Regions from separate parts of the Homo sapiens genome. Here region 2 is linked to region 1. The links are chromatin contacts, found by Hi-C or POLR2A ChIA-PET in ENCODE. All regions are on one chromosome and are shown on one strand. Each heading gives the region's core, a stretch centred on a gene start or an enhancer-like site at or near the end of the contact. The rest is flanking DNA. Distances are from core to core; before and after follow the strand shown. Region 1 overlaps RHEB (Ras homolog, mTORC1 binding). Region 2 has its middle 18 kb from the start of RHEB.

Evidence for each region. A loop is a pair of places that touch in the nucleus more often than their neighbours do. ChIA-PET counts read pairs that join two places held with the same protein, here RNA polymerase II (POLR2A). Pooled maps may share reads with other maps.
Region 2: a map of aorta shows a loop between it and region 1 (7-fold over the local background). The contact joins two enhancer-like sites. A Hi-C loop is called at or near these places in 2 of 168 maps with a recorded cell type or tissue (aorta and mammary epithelial cell) and 1 of 50 pooled maps. POLR2A ChIA-PET finds 5 or more read pairs at or near these places in 12 of 52 experiments (A549, AG04450, BJ and 9 more).

What each region holds. Positions count from the first base shown.
Region 1 is chr7:151,501,212-151,508,155 of GRCh38, forward strand. The region is part of intron 1 of RHEB (Ras homolog, mTORC1 binding); the gene reads right to left. It also overlaps the pseudogene ETF1P2. Among named protein-coding and RNA genes, the nearest start is that of RHEB, 15 kb to the right of the region's middle. Within about 2 kb of position 2,840, at least 8 of the 41 ENCODE cell types and tissues checked have a DNase peak (open chromatin) inside an H3K27ac peak, as active enhancers do.
Region 2 is chr7:151,534,832-151,541,775 of GRCh38, forward strand. No RefSeq gene overlaps it. Among named protein-coding and RNA genes, the nearest start is that of RHEB, 18 kb to the left of the region's middle. RefSeq lists an enhancer at 4,105-4,244 and a silencer at 4,278-4,478. Within about 2 kb of position 4,345, at least 7 of the 41 ENCODE cell types and tissues checked have a DNase peak (open chromatin) inside an H3K27ac peak, as active enhancers do.

The DNA of each region.
Region 1 (6,944 bases), core at 1,590-4,089:
TGTGCAAAGGACCCATATCCAGAATATGTTTCACTCTCATAACTCAACAACAAGAAACAATCCAATTAAGAAAGTGAGCAAAAGATCTGAACACTTTAACAAAGAAAATATTCAAATGGCAAAGCACATTAAAGATGCTTTTAACATCATTATCCATTAGGGAAATGTAAATTAAAAATTACAATGAGATGCTACACACCTAATTAAAATGGCTAAAATAAAAAATATTGGCCATCCCAGTGCTTGCTAGGACGTGGAGCAACCTATACACTCACCCATTGCCTGTGGGAATGCAAAATGGTGCAGTCAATTTGGCAAGTTCAGCAGCTTCTGAAAAGCTTAACCTACACTTACCATATGACCCAGCAATCTCATTCCTAAGTATTTATGGAAGACAAACGAAAATTTATGGTCAACACAAAAACCTGTATTTGCATGTTTATACTGGTTTTACTCATAATTGCCCCAAAGTGGAAACAAACCAAATGTCCTAAATTATGTTAAACCCATCCCGCAGCCTTGTGCTCCGCCCCTGGCGGAGGAAGTGACATCACGGGCCCCATGTGAGCGCACTGCAACACATGCAGTTGCCTGGTCAGAAAGAGCCGGTGTCCTACCAGCCGCTGCTGCCCAGAACTGGGCCCTTAGGGAAGAGGAGGCAAGAAGATGGTGGACGACCCCAGTGCTGTGGACAGGAACGTGGAGTTCTGGAAGATCAAGAAGCTCATTAAGAGCTTGGAGGCGGGCTGGGCGCCGTGGCTCACGCCTGTAATCCCAGCACTTTGAGGCCGAGGCGGGCAGATCACCTGAGGTCAGGAGTTCAAGACCTGCCTGGCCAATATGGTGAAACCCTGTCTCTACTAAAAATACAAAAATTAGCTGGGTGTGGTGGCACATGCCTGTAGTCCCAGCTACTTGGGAGGCTGAGGCAGAAGAATCTTGTGAACCCGGGAGGCTTATGTGGCAGTGAGGCAAGATCACGCCACTGTACTCCAGCCTGGGCGACAGAGCTGTCTCAAAAAAAAAAAAAAAAAAAGGAGCTTGGAGGCAGCCTGCAGCAATGGCACTAGCATGATATCACTGATCATTCCTCCCAAAGACCAGATTTCACCAGTGGCAAAAATGTTATCAGATGAGTTTGGAACTGCATCTAACATTAAGGCAGGAGTAAACCGCCATCCAGTCCTGGGAGCCATTACATCTATACAACAAAGGCTCAAACTTTATAACAAAGTACCTCCAGATGGTCTGGTTGTTTACTGTGGAACAACTGTAACAGAAGAAGGAAAGGAAAAGAAAGTCAACGTTGACTTTGAATCTTTCAAACCAATTAATACGTCATTGTATTGTGTGACAACAAATTCCATAAAGGGGCTCTTACAGCACTACTTTCAGATGACAGCAAGTTTGGATTCATTGTAATAGATGGTAGTGGTGCACTTTTTGGCACACTCCAAGGAAACACAAGAGAAGTCCTGCACAAATTCACTGTGGATCTCCCAAAGAAACACAGTAGAGGCGTTTTGCCCGTTTAAAAATGGAAAAGCGACATAACTATGTTCAGAAAGTAGCAGAGACTGCTGTGCAGCTATTTCTGGGGACAAAGTGAATGTGGCTGGTCTAGTTTTAGCTGGATCTGCTGACTTTGAACTAAGTCAATCTGATATGTTTGATCAGAGGTTACAATCGAAAGTTTTAAAATTAGTTGATATATCCTATGGTGGTGAAAATGGATTCAATCAAGCTACTGAGTTATCTACTGAAGTCCTCTCCGAAGTGAAATTCATTCAAGAAAAGAAATCAATAGAACGATACTTTGATGAAATCACCCAGGACACGCGAAAGTACTGTTTTGGCGTTGAAGATACACTAAAGACTTTGGAAAAGGGAGCTGTAGAAATTCTAATGGTCTATGAAAATCTGGATATAATGAGATATGTTCTTTATTGCCAAGGCACAGAAAAGGAGAAAATTCTCTAACTCCAAAGCAAGAAAAGGATAAATCTCATTTCACAGACAAAGAGACCGGACAGGAACATGAGCTTATCGAGAGCATGCCCCTGTTGGAATGGTTTGCTAACAACTATAAAAAATTTGGAGCTATGTTGGAAATGATCACAGATAAAATGCAAGACGGGTCTCGGTTTGTGAAAGGATTTGGTGGAATTGGAGGTATCCTGCAGTACCGAGTAGATTTCCAGGGAATGGAATACCAAGGAGGAGACAATGAATTTTTTGACCTTGATGACTAGACATGAGTCTGGCAAAACGTGCCTCACCCTCCAGCATCCAACCCAAGAAGCATACCCATGGTGGAATTCTAACAGATCCCTGCCTTACAACTGAAACACTTCCAGAACTTTATCCATGAGTACTGGTTATTGAAAAGATAACTGAAACAAAACCAGACCCAACCCCACACTTTGTTTTGTCATGGTGTCAGCGCAGCAGCCTACAACTAAGTTCCTAAATGCCACTTTGGACTAATTTAAACAAGAATCCCAGTTTTTACTTTTACTCGATGGTGAAATTCGTTGCTCTTGTATTTTATGAAAAAAAAAAAAATTTTTTTAAGCCTTCATATACAGAAGTAAAAATATTTTAACTGCTGTAAACCTTCAAAAGTTAATAGAAGTGAGATCATACTGGTTTTTTTCTTATTTTGATTGGAGAAAAATTAAATTGCTGCATTTCGCAGTGATCCATTTACATGGCATTCCCAGCTTAGACTGCATAAGAAATAGATGTGGTGAAATGTTGGAACCATTTCTCTCTTGGTCTGTTTAATGTTGAAAGGGTGAGCTAATAGGAGGCAATTTCAACTTCACTCCCTCAAGCTACCCTGTCTCCCTCCAGACTGGCAGTTTCAAGGATGCAAACTGCATTGCAAAATCAAACTGACTCATGAAGCATTTGGGCCAGTGCACTGTTTACTTCCATCTGTTTGCTGACACATTTGTGCCCAGCGTTTGGGAGCCCTTTGTATCAACGTTCTGACAAGTGTCCCTATAACCTTAACCTACTCGAAACCAGTTTGGGTTGGATATGATGGGGCTTCTGTGCTATTGCTGGGATTGGGGGAAATAAAACATGCAATTTAAGTGGGGGGAAAAAATCCACCCAAAGGGATACAGGCATCCCTTGGTATACAAGGGGGACTGGTTCCAGGATGCTTGAGGATAGCAAAATCCGAGTGTGATGAAGCCCTGCTTTTCACCCTGCAGAATCTGCATATATGAAAAGTCGGCCCTCCATACATGTGGGCTTTGCATCCAAGGAATACTGTATTTTCCATTTGCATTTGGTTGAGGAAAAAAAAATTCCTGCCTATAAGTGGGCCCACACAGTTCCAACTGTGTTGATTAAGGGTCAACTGTCCTATTAAGCAATACAAAGGAATTAAATACTGGTATATGTACACATGAATAAATCTCAAATGTGTTGTGCTAAGTAGCCAGACGCAAAAAGCTGCATAATATATGGTTCCATTTATTGGGCATCCTGATAAAGACAAAACTATAGGATAAAAACCACAAAGGGGTAGGGGGCTAACTAGAAACAGGCACAGGGCGCTTTTTGGGTTGATGGATTGTTCTACAGCCTGATTCTGGATGTAGATGACTGCAGACTTGCCAAAACCTGTTGAATGCTACCTCAAAAAAAAAAAAGAAATTTTCTCAAAGTTTTAAATGTTATTTTTCCTTTCTTTTTACAGGTGTGGGACCTCAAGTTTTTTAAAAAATCTTCACCCTTACCTCATACATAAAAACTAACTAGAAATGGATCAGAGACCTAAACATAAAAGCTAAAACTACAAAACTTCTAGAATATGAAAAAAAAAACCCAAAAAACAAAACTTTCTCAAGTCCAACAGAGCTTAAAAGTGAAAACAAAAAAAAAAACAACTTTATGATCTTCAGGTAGACAGATTCCTGACACGATACAAAATAAACAAAACAAAAAAAAAAACGAAAAAGTGAACCGAGTTTCATCAAACTTACAAACTTCTTCTGTTCTCTGAAACACAGGAACAACAAAAAAGTCACACTAGGAGAAAATATTCATTAAATACACATCTGAAAAAGGACTTTTATTCAGAATATATAATTCAGTAAGAAGAATCTGATAATCTAGGCAAAAGACTTGAACAGACACTTCACAAACCAAGATATCCAAATTTCCAGTAGGTATATGAAAAGATGTCCACCATTCTTAGTGGGAAATTTCAAATAAAACCACAACCTACCATCTGAGAATAGCTAGAAAGTTAGAAAGGCCGCCAATACCAAGTATCAGGGAGGATGGGCAGGCAGCAACCAAAGCTCTCATGTGCTGCTAGTGGAGGCATAAAATGGTCAAAATGTTTTGGAAAAACAGTTTGGTAGTTTCTCCTAAAGTATACACTTAACATATATGTGACTCAGCAATATCACACCTAGGTATTTACCAAAGAGAAATGACTGTGTGTCCACGAAGACATTTACTCAAAATGCTCATAATAGCTTTATTCTTAATAGTTAAATACTGGGATAACCCAAATATCCACCAATGGGTGATCAGATAAACAAATTAAGGTATATCCATTCAACAGAATACCACTTTGCAATAAAAAGAAATTATACATGCAACACCATGGATGAATCTCAAAAACATTATGCTAACTGACATACAAAAATGAGTATATATTGTATGATTCGATGTATGTGAAATTTTAGGGTAAGAAAAACTAACCCAGAGTGATGGAGAGCAGATCAGTGCTTCCCGGGGAGCTGGGGTAGGGCGTGAGGGACATGAGAGAACTTGTGGGGATGACGGAATGTTTCATATTTTGATAAAGGCAGAGGTTACATAGGTGCATAAATCTGTCAAAACTCATCCAACTCTACACTTAAAATGGATACTTTATTATATGTAAATTACACCTCAATAAACTTGATTTAGGAAAAAAAGATTTTTTTTAAAAGATAATGCATTTACTTTTTTTTTTTTTTTTGAGACAGGGTCTCTATCTGTTGCCCAGGCTGGAGTACAATGGCAGGATCATAGCTCACTGTATTCAAACTGCTGGTCTCAAATGATCCTCTCACCTTGGTCTCTCAAAGCACTGGGATTACAGGTGTGTGTCACCATGCCCAGCCCATTTACTACTTTTTACTAAACAGTATGAGATGGTGGTTATTAGCTATGTGACTTTGGGCAGTTTTCCTGAGTCCTTTTCCTTATCTGTAAATGGACATCATAATGGTACCTATCCTATAACGTGCTTTGTGAGGATTAAATGAAAATGTATACCAAACATCTGGCATGTAGCAAGTGCTCAGCAAATCTCATTATTATTAATATTAGTAATACTATTAGTAACTGCTCTTAGGCAGAAATAATCCGCTTAGGATAAAAAAAGTATTTTCGGAATTATATCTAATAAATTAACCTGAAAGATGACATACAGTAACTATTTCAACTAAAGCCTCAAAATAACACAAGCAAAATAACAAACATACATATACCCCTAAAGCAGAAAATTACTGTTTCATTTACCCACAGCTGAGTGACTGACACCACCCATTTCATGTGCTCATGGTTCTACAGTCAACGCTGGGCTCACTTTTAGTTTACTCTTTGGGGGGCCTTTATCTGGTGGGCTGGTGGTGCTACACAGCTGGGAAGGCGGGGCATTCTCCCTTTCTCTGTGTCTCCTCCTAACATCTACTGCACATCACTTGAGGCTCCCAAGAACACAAAAGCAGAAGCTGCCAACTTCTTAGGGCTTAAAGCCTGGAACTGGCACATCACCATCTCTGCTGCATTCTGCAGGCTCAAGACAGTCACAGGGCAAGCACAGGAATACCAGGAGAGTGCCTCGTTGGGGACTAACAATAGAACAGACACCAGTAAAGCAGACTTGGTTTGTAAACGGCAGAAAAAAGACTGCAGACTCACCTGGCTTATAAATGGAATGAAACCTGAATCACCACTGTTAAAAGGCTGGAAAAACAATGAACCGCATAAAGGTTTCTATGTGTTCCTTACATGACACACAATGCCAATCATATGCTTAACAATCGTATGCACCCACTCTAGTAAGAAATGTGTAGCTCCCCCTATGGCAGGATTGGTGGTTGTTGCTTTTTCGAGAGGGAGGGGTGATATGTGTTGTATTGTGTGTGTCTATGTATATTACACACACACATATATATAGTGTCACTAAGGAAGTGTTTTGAAAAGATGTTTACGATTCTAATTGGAATACCAATCCCCACATGTCCGTCATATAGAGTCAGATGAGAGTGTGTGATGCAGAACATACACATCTTAATTATTGTACAGAACCTAAAAAGTGAGACACCGTTAGAGTTTACGGAACATTCTCACATGAATTATCTCGCTTGTTCCTGTGAGCTAAGCAGGGTTGACATCATGTTGTTCTTTCTCACACCCCTTCCCCAATTTTAAAAATAGATGCTGGGAGATTTTAAAAAAAAGAAAAAATTAAACTGCAATTATTATTATTATGACAAAGACAAGGCAGAAAAAGTAAAACTAGTTCATAAAAATACCCTTTCAAATACTTATAGGTAACCCTATTGCCAATTATTATGCTACCAGATATATACCACTGAGGAAAATAAGAAATACGTTTAATTATATAACATGAAGGACTCAGTTTCATAAATGAAGAATTTTATTAACAGGATTATTAAACTAAAGAAAAATAAAGTGCTACCCAGAAAGGCCATAAAACTGTTTCCCTGGAGATTTTCAAAACAGGATATTCATCTCTACAGGATGGTTTAAAGACAAAGCTGAGGTGGAAGGCAACAATAATAGCCCTGATAAACTGCAGGAAATTAAATGTTTAGCAACAATGAAGAATGAGTTTTCCTAGAACGGTGGCCAATCTGGAGAGAAGACCTGGGATACAGGTGAGGGTGGGAAAGAGCTAG
Region 2 (6,944 bases), core at 3,095-5,594, 35 kb after region 1:
CTCCCAAAGTGCTGGGATTTCAGCATGAGCCACCGTGTCTGGCTGGTCCTTTACATTTTCATATGAATTTTGGAATCTGCCTGTCACTTTCTATTAGAAACAAAAGCCTGCTGGGACTTTGATTGGCATTATTTTGAATCTATAAATTAATTTTGGGAGGATTTACATTTTAACATTATTCAGTCTTCTGACCCATGAATGAAGTATATCACTCCATTTATTTAGTTCTTCTTTAATTTCTCTCAGGAATATTTAGTACTTTTCACTGTATAGGTTTTTATATGTGTAGACAGATTTATCCCTAGATATTTCATATTTTGATGCTATTATAATTGGATTTAGTTTTTTTTTCCCCAGTATTTGCTTGCTGGTTGTTAGTATATAGAAATTCAATTGGTGGCTGGGTGTGGGGGCTCGTGCCTGCAATCCCAGCAATTTGGGAGGCTGAGGCGGGCAGATCACTTGAGCCCAGTTGTTCGAGAACAGCCTGGGTAACATAGGGAGACCCCGTCACTACAATAAACACAAACAATTAGCCACGTGATATGGTTTGGCTCTGTGTCTCCACACAAATCTCATCTTGAATTGTAACCCCCCTGTGTCGAAGAGGGGACCTGGTGGGAGGTGACTGGATCATGGGAGTGGTTTTCCCCATGCTGTTCTGTGATAGTGAGTGAGTCTCATGAGATCTGATGGTTTAAAGGTGTTTGGCACTTCCCCCACTACCCCTTCTGTCACCACGTGAGACGTACTTTACTTCCCTTTAGCCTTCTGCCATGATTGTAAGTTTCCTGAGGCCTCCCCACCCTTGTAGATCTATGAGTCAATTAAATCTCTTTTCTTTATAAATTACCCAGTCTCAGGTAGTTCTTTTTTTTTTTTTTTTCATTTTATTTATCTATTTATTTTTTAAGATGGAGTCTCACTCTGTTGCCCAGGCTGGAGTGCAGTGGCACGATCTTGTCTCACTGCAACCTCCACCTCCTAGGTTCAAGCGATCCTTCTGCTTCAGCCTCCCAAGTAGCTGGGACCACAGGCATGTGCCACCATGCCCCACCATGCCCAGCTAATTTTTTTGTATTTTTAGTAGAGACGGAGTTTCACTATATTGGCCAGGCTAGTCTTGAACTCCTGACCTCATGATCCGCCTGCCTCAGCCTCCCAAAGTGCTGGGATTACAGGCGTGAACCACCGAGCCCAGCCAGGCAGTTCTTTATAGCAGTGTGAAAACAGACTAATGCACCAGGAGTGGTGGCACACCTATAATCCTGTCTACTTGGAAGGCTGAGGCAGGAGGAGGAGGATCACTTGAGCCCAGGACGTTGAGGCTATAGTGAGCTACGATCTCGCCACTGTACTCTAACCTAGGTGACAGAGCAAGACCCTGTATGAAAGAAAGAGAGAGAGAAGAAAGAGAAAGAGAGACAGAGAGAGGAAGGAAAGAAGAAAGAGGAGGAAGAGAAAGAGAAAAAGAAAGAAAGAGAAAGAGAGACAGAGAGAGGAAGGAAAGAAGAAAGAGGAGGAAGAGAAAGAGAAAAAGAAAGAAAGAGAAAGAGAGAGGAAAGAAAGAAGAGAAAGAAAGAGAAAAAGAAAGAAAGAAGGGAAAGAAAGAAAGAAAAGAAAGAAAGAAAAAGAAAGAAAGAAAGAAAAAGAAAGAGAAAGAAAACGTTCTTCTTTGAAAAGGCAATGGACTTCATATGTGGATGTAACATAGAGCTAAGTTACACTTCAACACTGAGTATAGTCAAATGTTCATAAAAACAAATACCATTTCTTTGGTCTTCGTTATGGACTGAATGGCCCCCGCCAAATTCATATGTTGAAATTGCATCCTCAGTGTGATGGTATTTGAAAGTGGGCCCTTTGGGAGGTGATTAGGTCATGAGGGTGGGGGCCTCATGAATGGGATTAGTGCCCTTAAAAGAGGCCTGAGAGCTAACTCACCTGCTTTCCACGATGTGAGGATACAAGGAGAAATCAGCCATCTGCAACCCAGGAGAGGGCCCTCATCAGAACCGACCATGCTGGCACCCTGGACTTCTAGCCTCCAGAACTGTGAGAAATAAATCTCTGTGGTTTATAACCTACCCAGTCTACGGTGCTTTGTTATAGCACCCGAAGAGGCTAAACTAGTCTTAAACATGAACTTTCATTTCTTCGCAAATATGGTCATATCCGTCTCAGAAGTTGGGTTTCTGACCTTGTTCTTTAATGATGTTGTGACGCTTGTACTGGTCCATCTGATCCTGATACTCTCTGGATTGATAAGTAGGTAACTGTCCCTGGAAAAATGGCAAGGTGGGGTAAACGTGTCTGAACGTATAAAACATTTCAGAAGAGGAACAACATCTCTTCAGAACCCTATCTTTTTTTTATTCTAAGGCAGGGTCTTGCCCTGTCACCCAGGCTGGAGTGCAGTGGTGTAATCATGGCTCACTGCAGCCTCGACCTCCCAGACTCAAGCAATCCTCCTGCCTCAGCACCTGCCCCCCATCAGCTGAGACTACAGGCACACACCATCATGCCCTGCTAATTTTAAAATATTTTGTAGAAACGTGGTTTCGCTGTGTTGCCCAGACTGGTCTTGAACTCCTGGGCTCAAGCCATCCGCCCAGCTTGGCCTCCCAAAGTGTTGGCCAAGGCGTGAGCCACCGCACCCAGCCAGAACCCTATCTTTTTATAAAAGGTTTTTGCACATTTGATGACTAATTGCCAATCTTGCTGTTTGCCTAATTTGGAGGGGGATGGTATTCACCACAAGGACAAGATATACAATTGGCTCAGACTCTCAGACTTTAAGCAAGAGAGGTTTGTGCCTTAAATCATTAGGAGAAAAGAAAAGCTGACGGATATGCCAGTTTTATTCCAGAAATGGCATCTCACCAAGGAAGTGACTTCAGTTTAGAAACAGAGCCCCTGAGTTCGAATTCCTGCTCTGCCATTTAGAATCTACATAGCCTTGGACAAGACACTCCACTTTGCCATGCCTCAGGGCCACTCGGAGACAGAGGGCACTCACCCACAGGGAGGGGTGTTCTGCCTGCGGTCTTTCCCCCTCCCTTGCCTGGTCTCCGTCTCTTCTGGGACTGGATTTAGTGTTTGATTCTGTCCTCTGTGTGACATACAGTATGTGATATGACACTGAATATGACGTTTCCTTTCAACTTGTCTTCAAATTATTCTATGATATTTACCTTCCCCTGAATTCTTTCATAACAGTAGTTCCTTTCTTGTTACTTGTTCTTTAATGTGGCTTTTGTTCAAGTTTTTATTTCCCAGCAAAGACCAACTTTCCTTTGATTTTGATGGAGGAAAGATTAGCTACATAAATCATTTGAAATTAAAGCAAACCAAACACAACACAAACATGAAAGGAATATCAAATGCTTCCCTGAATTAAAAGGGTTCCAATCCCAGCACCTCTGAAGATGGGCAGCGTCTTTACTACTTGACCTTAAAGAGGTAACCCAGAAGAAAAAAGAACTTGAGTTGTTAAGAGAAGAGAGAACAGCCAGCTGGAGAGGAACCAATGAAAAGCATTAGAGGCAGCTCTTGGCTGGAGGAAGAAAGCAGTCTGCCTTCAGCGTCTCGTACAAAAGTCTCCTGGTGCACTGTGCAGAGCCAGGCTTGGTTTAAAGTCTCTATTGTTAGCAGATGTCAGCACGACCAGGGTCAGGGTCAAACAGGGAACTCACAAAATGAGTTGAATATTTTAAAAAAAAAGAAAAAGTGATGTGCCTAGATAAACTACAAGAAAAAAAGCCATCTTTAATTGATGTATAAGAAATTTTAGCTGTTAATTTCCATGAGGATTACAAATGTTAAGATTAATGCAAGCATAAAATTAGCCAACTGTCTATAGCTCAAGAAAATTTGCCATTCAATATGCCATATATTAAACAGTAAAAATATTCAAACAGGACACTTTTGAAAATAAGCTTCATGCCCTGGTGGAAGAATGGATTATCTCAGAGAACTGAGCTCAGCAATAAATACATTCTTAAATGAAATATCCAATCCTTATTTGGGAGTGTAGCTTTATCTTAGTGTTTGCTGAGATACAGGAGTTCATTAGTAACTTGCCAGCTATGTAAGATACAGATAGACCACTAAATGAGCACACTGTGTCTGTATTGATAGTTTTATTTCCAGTGGAACTGAGATCAAGCACCGTGCTTGCTGGTTAGTTATACAGCTTTTTTTCTGGGGAAATTTTAGAAAGCTTTTTGTGCCCTAAGGGTCCCTCTGGGGTTTTCCTGCTGCACAGATTGTCATGTTCTGTGCAATGTGACTCTGAGATCCTGGTCCACAGCTGATTGGGTCAGAGAGGGGCACCTGACCCTAGTGCAGCCAGTTTCTAAGCTGGCCTGTGGCCGACTCAGAGCTCTGCTCAAAAGAGCCATCTATTCTGTGTGGTGATTGGCTTGCTCAGCCAGAGGATATTTGAATATAAGATGCAAGAGTCTGCAGTCAGAAGCAGGGTGGAGGCTGAAGGACACCCAGGGAGACTAGAGCCACGAGGCAGCAGAAGCCACGAAGCAGACAGAGCAACCATGGATGCGGGGATCACGGAGGAGTGGAGTGATGGGGAGCGACCACCGCCCACTGCTGTTCTTGGGGTGATGGCAGAAAGAGCAGGAGAGCAGGGCTGTATCCCCAACAGGGTTCCTGTTCTAAGCACGTTTGTGTGCAGGAGGCTGGCTGTGCAGCTGCCTGACCGTTCTCTGTTTCTTTTCAGTACAACCCTGTCACTAAGGTAACCAGACTATAGCTTTTTCTAGGGAGCCAGGATACCAAGCAAAGCCTTTGCTTATCAAACTGACTGGTTCTCACTAGGGGCTCTCAGAATCTCTGAGTGAGTTCGGCCAAGTGCTGGTCTTTGCATGTCGGTATTAAGCCAGAATACACACAAAGGGAGAGGAGGGTAGGCCGGCTAGTAATGCAACCAAGAGAAATATTAGGGAGTAGATAATTAAATTCTATGAAATTGAAGGATATGTCTTAGAAAGTATTTATGTATTGATTTTTGAAACAGGGTCTTGCTCTGTCACCCAGGCCGGAGCGCAGTGGCACGATCATAGCTCACTGGGACCAAACTCCTAGGCTCGAGGGATCCTCTTGCCTCAGCTTCCCGAGTAGATGGAACTACTGGTGTGGGCCACCACACCTGCCTAATGGTTTTATTTTTAGTAGAGACAAGGTCTCACTATGTTGCCCAGGCTGGTCTTGAATTCTTGGGCTCGAGCGATTCTCCTGCCTCAGCTTCGTAAAGTGCTGGGGTTACAGGCATGAGCCACTGCGCCTGACTTGTCTAGAATTTATGGTAAATTATTACAGTAGTCCTCCCTTAACCGCAGTTTTGCTGTCTGTGGTTTCAGTTACCCATGGGTGACCCTGGTCCAAAAAATATTAAATGAAAAATTCCAGAAACAATTCATAAGTTTTAAGTTGCATGCCGTCCCTGAGTCGCGTGATGAAATCCTGCTCCACCCTGCTTTGTCCAGCCCAGATGTGAATCAGACATCCCTTTCTCTAGGTACCTGTACTGTACATACTACCTGCCCTTCAGTGACTTAGTAGCCATCCCAGTTATCACACAAGAAAAACATAGTCTATACAGGGTTCAGTGCTACTCATGGTTTCAGGCATCCACTGGGGGTCTTGGAACACATTTCCTGTGGATAAGGGGTAACTACTGTTCTTTTACAGTTTGGGATTGTATAAGCTGGGCACAGTGGTTCACACCTGTAATCCCAGTACTTTGGGAGGCTGAGGTGGAAGGATCGCTTGAGGCCAGGAGTTTGAGACCAGCCTGGGCAACATGGGGAGAATGTCTCTACAAAAAAGTGAAAAAAAAAAAAATTAGCTGGGCGTGGTGGTACACATCTGTAGTCCCAGCTACTCAGGAAGCTGAGGCGGATGGCTTGAGCCCAGGAGTTCAAGGCTGCAATGAGCGATGATGGTACCACTGCACTTCAACCTGGGCAACAGAGTGAGACCCTGTCTCTAAAAACAAAATTTAAAAAATCTTGGGATTGTGTAAATAAATTTCCATTAAACAAGAATTGTTGACTATAACAACGGCCAACATTTTGTCTTTTTAGTTTTGTGGCTTATTTACTCCTGAAACCTCTTTTTGCATTTAAATAATTTTGCTTCAAATAAGGTAAAGTGTTAGCAGAGGCAACAAAGACTCCTCATGGTTACTGGTAGATCCATGCAACCAAAGCTTCCCGAAGATTTAAGCTTTTTCTTAAGGCATTCAGCGGTAAAGTTATTTTATTATTATTATTATTATTATTATTATTATTATTTTTGAGATGAAGTCTTGCTCTGTCCTCCAGGCTGGAGTGTAGCGGCACAATCTCGGCTCACTGCAAACTCCACCTCCCAGGATCAAGCGATTCTCCTGCCTCAGCTTCCCGAGTAGCTGGGATTACAGCTGTGCACCACCACGCCTGGCTTATTTTTGTATTTTTTCTAATTTTTATTTTTTTAGTAGAGACTAGATTTCACTATGTTGACCAGGCAGGTCTTGAACTCCTGACCTCAAGTGATCCACCCTCCTCAGCCTCCCAAAGTGCTGGGATTACAGGCGTGAGTCACCACACCTGGTCAAAAAATTATTATTTTGTATACAGGTGTAATAAAATGCATAAAAGAAATTATATTTTAAAATCTCTTGAAAATCCATTATCCAGAGGTAACTCCTATTAGTACTTTGGTATAACGTACTTCTAGACTTTTTCTAATCACATTTGTATGTATTTAGAGCCTACAAAAATGAAATCATACTGTCCATACCATTTAATGCCATCTGTTTGGCAAATATGCATCTATCCACAGCATAATTTTGAATGTCTGTGTAGTATTCCATTATATGTATCATAAGCTACTCCAACAATAATAGCAACCTATGGAGCTTTTACTTGGATTCAAGTGCC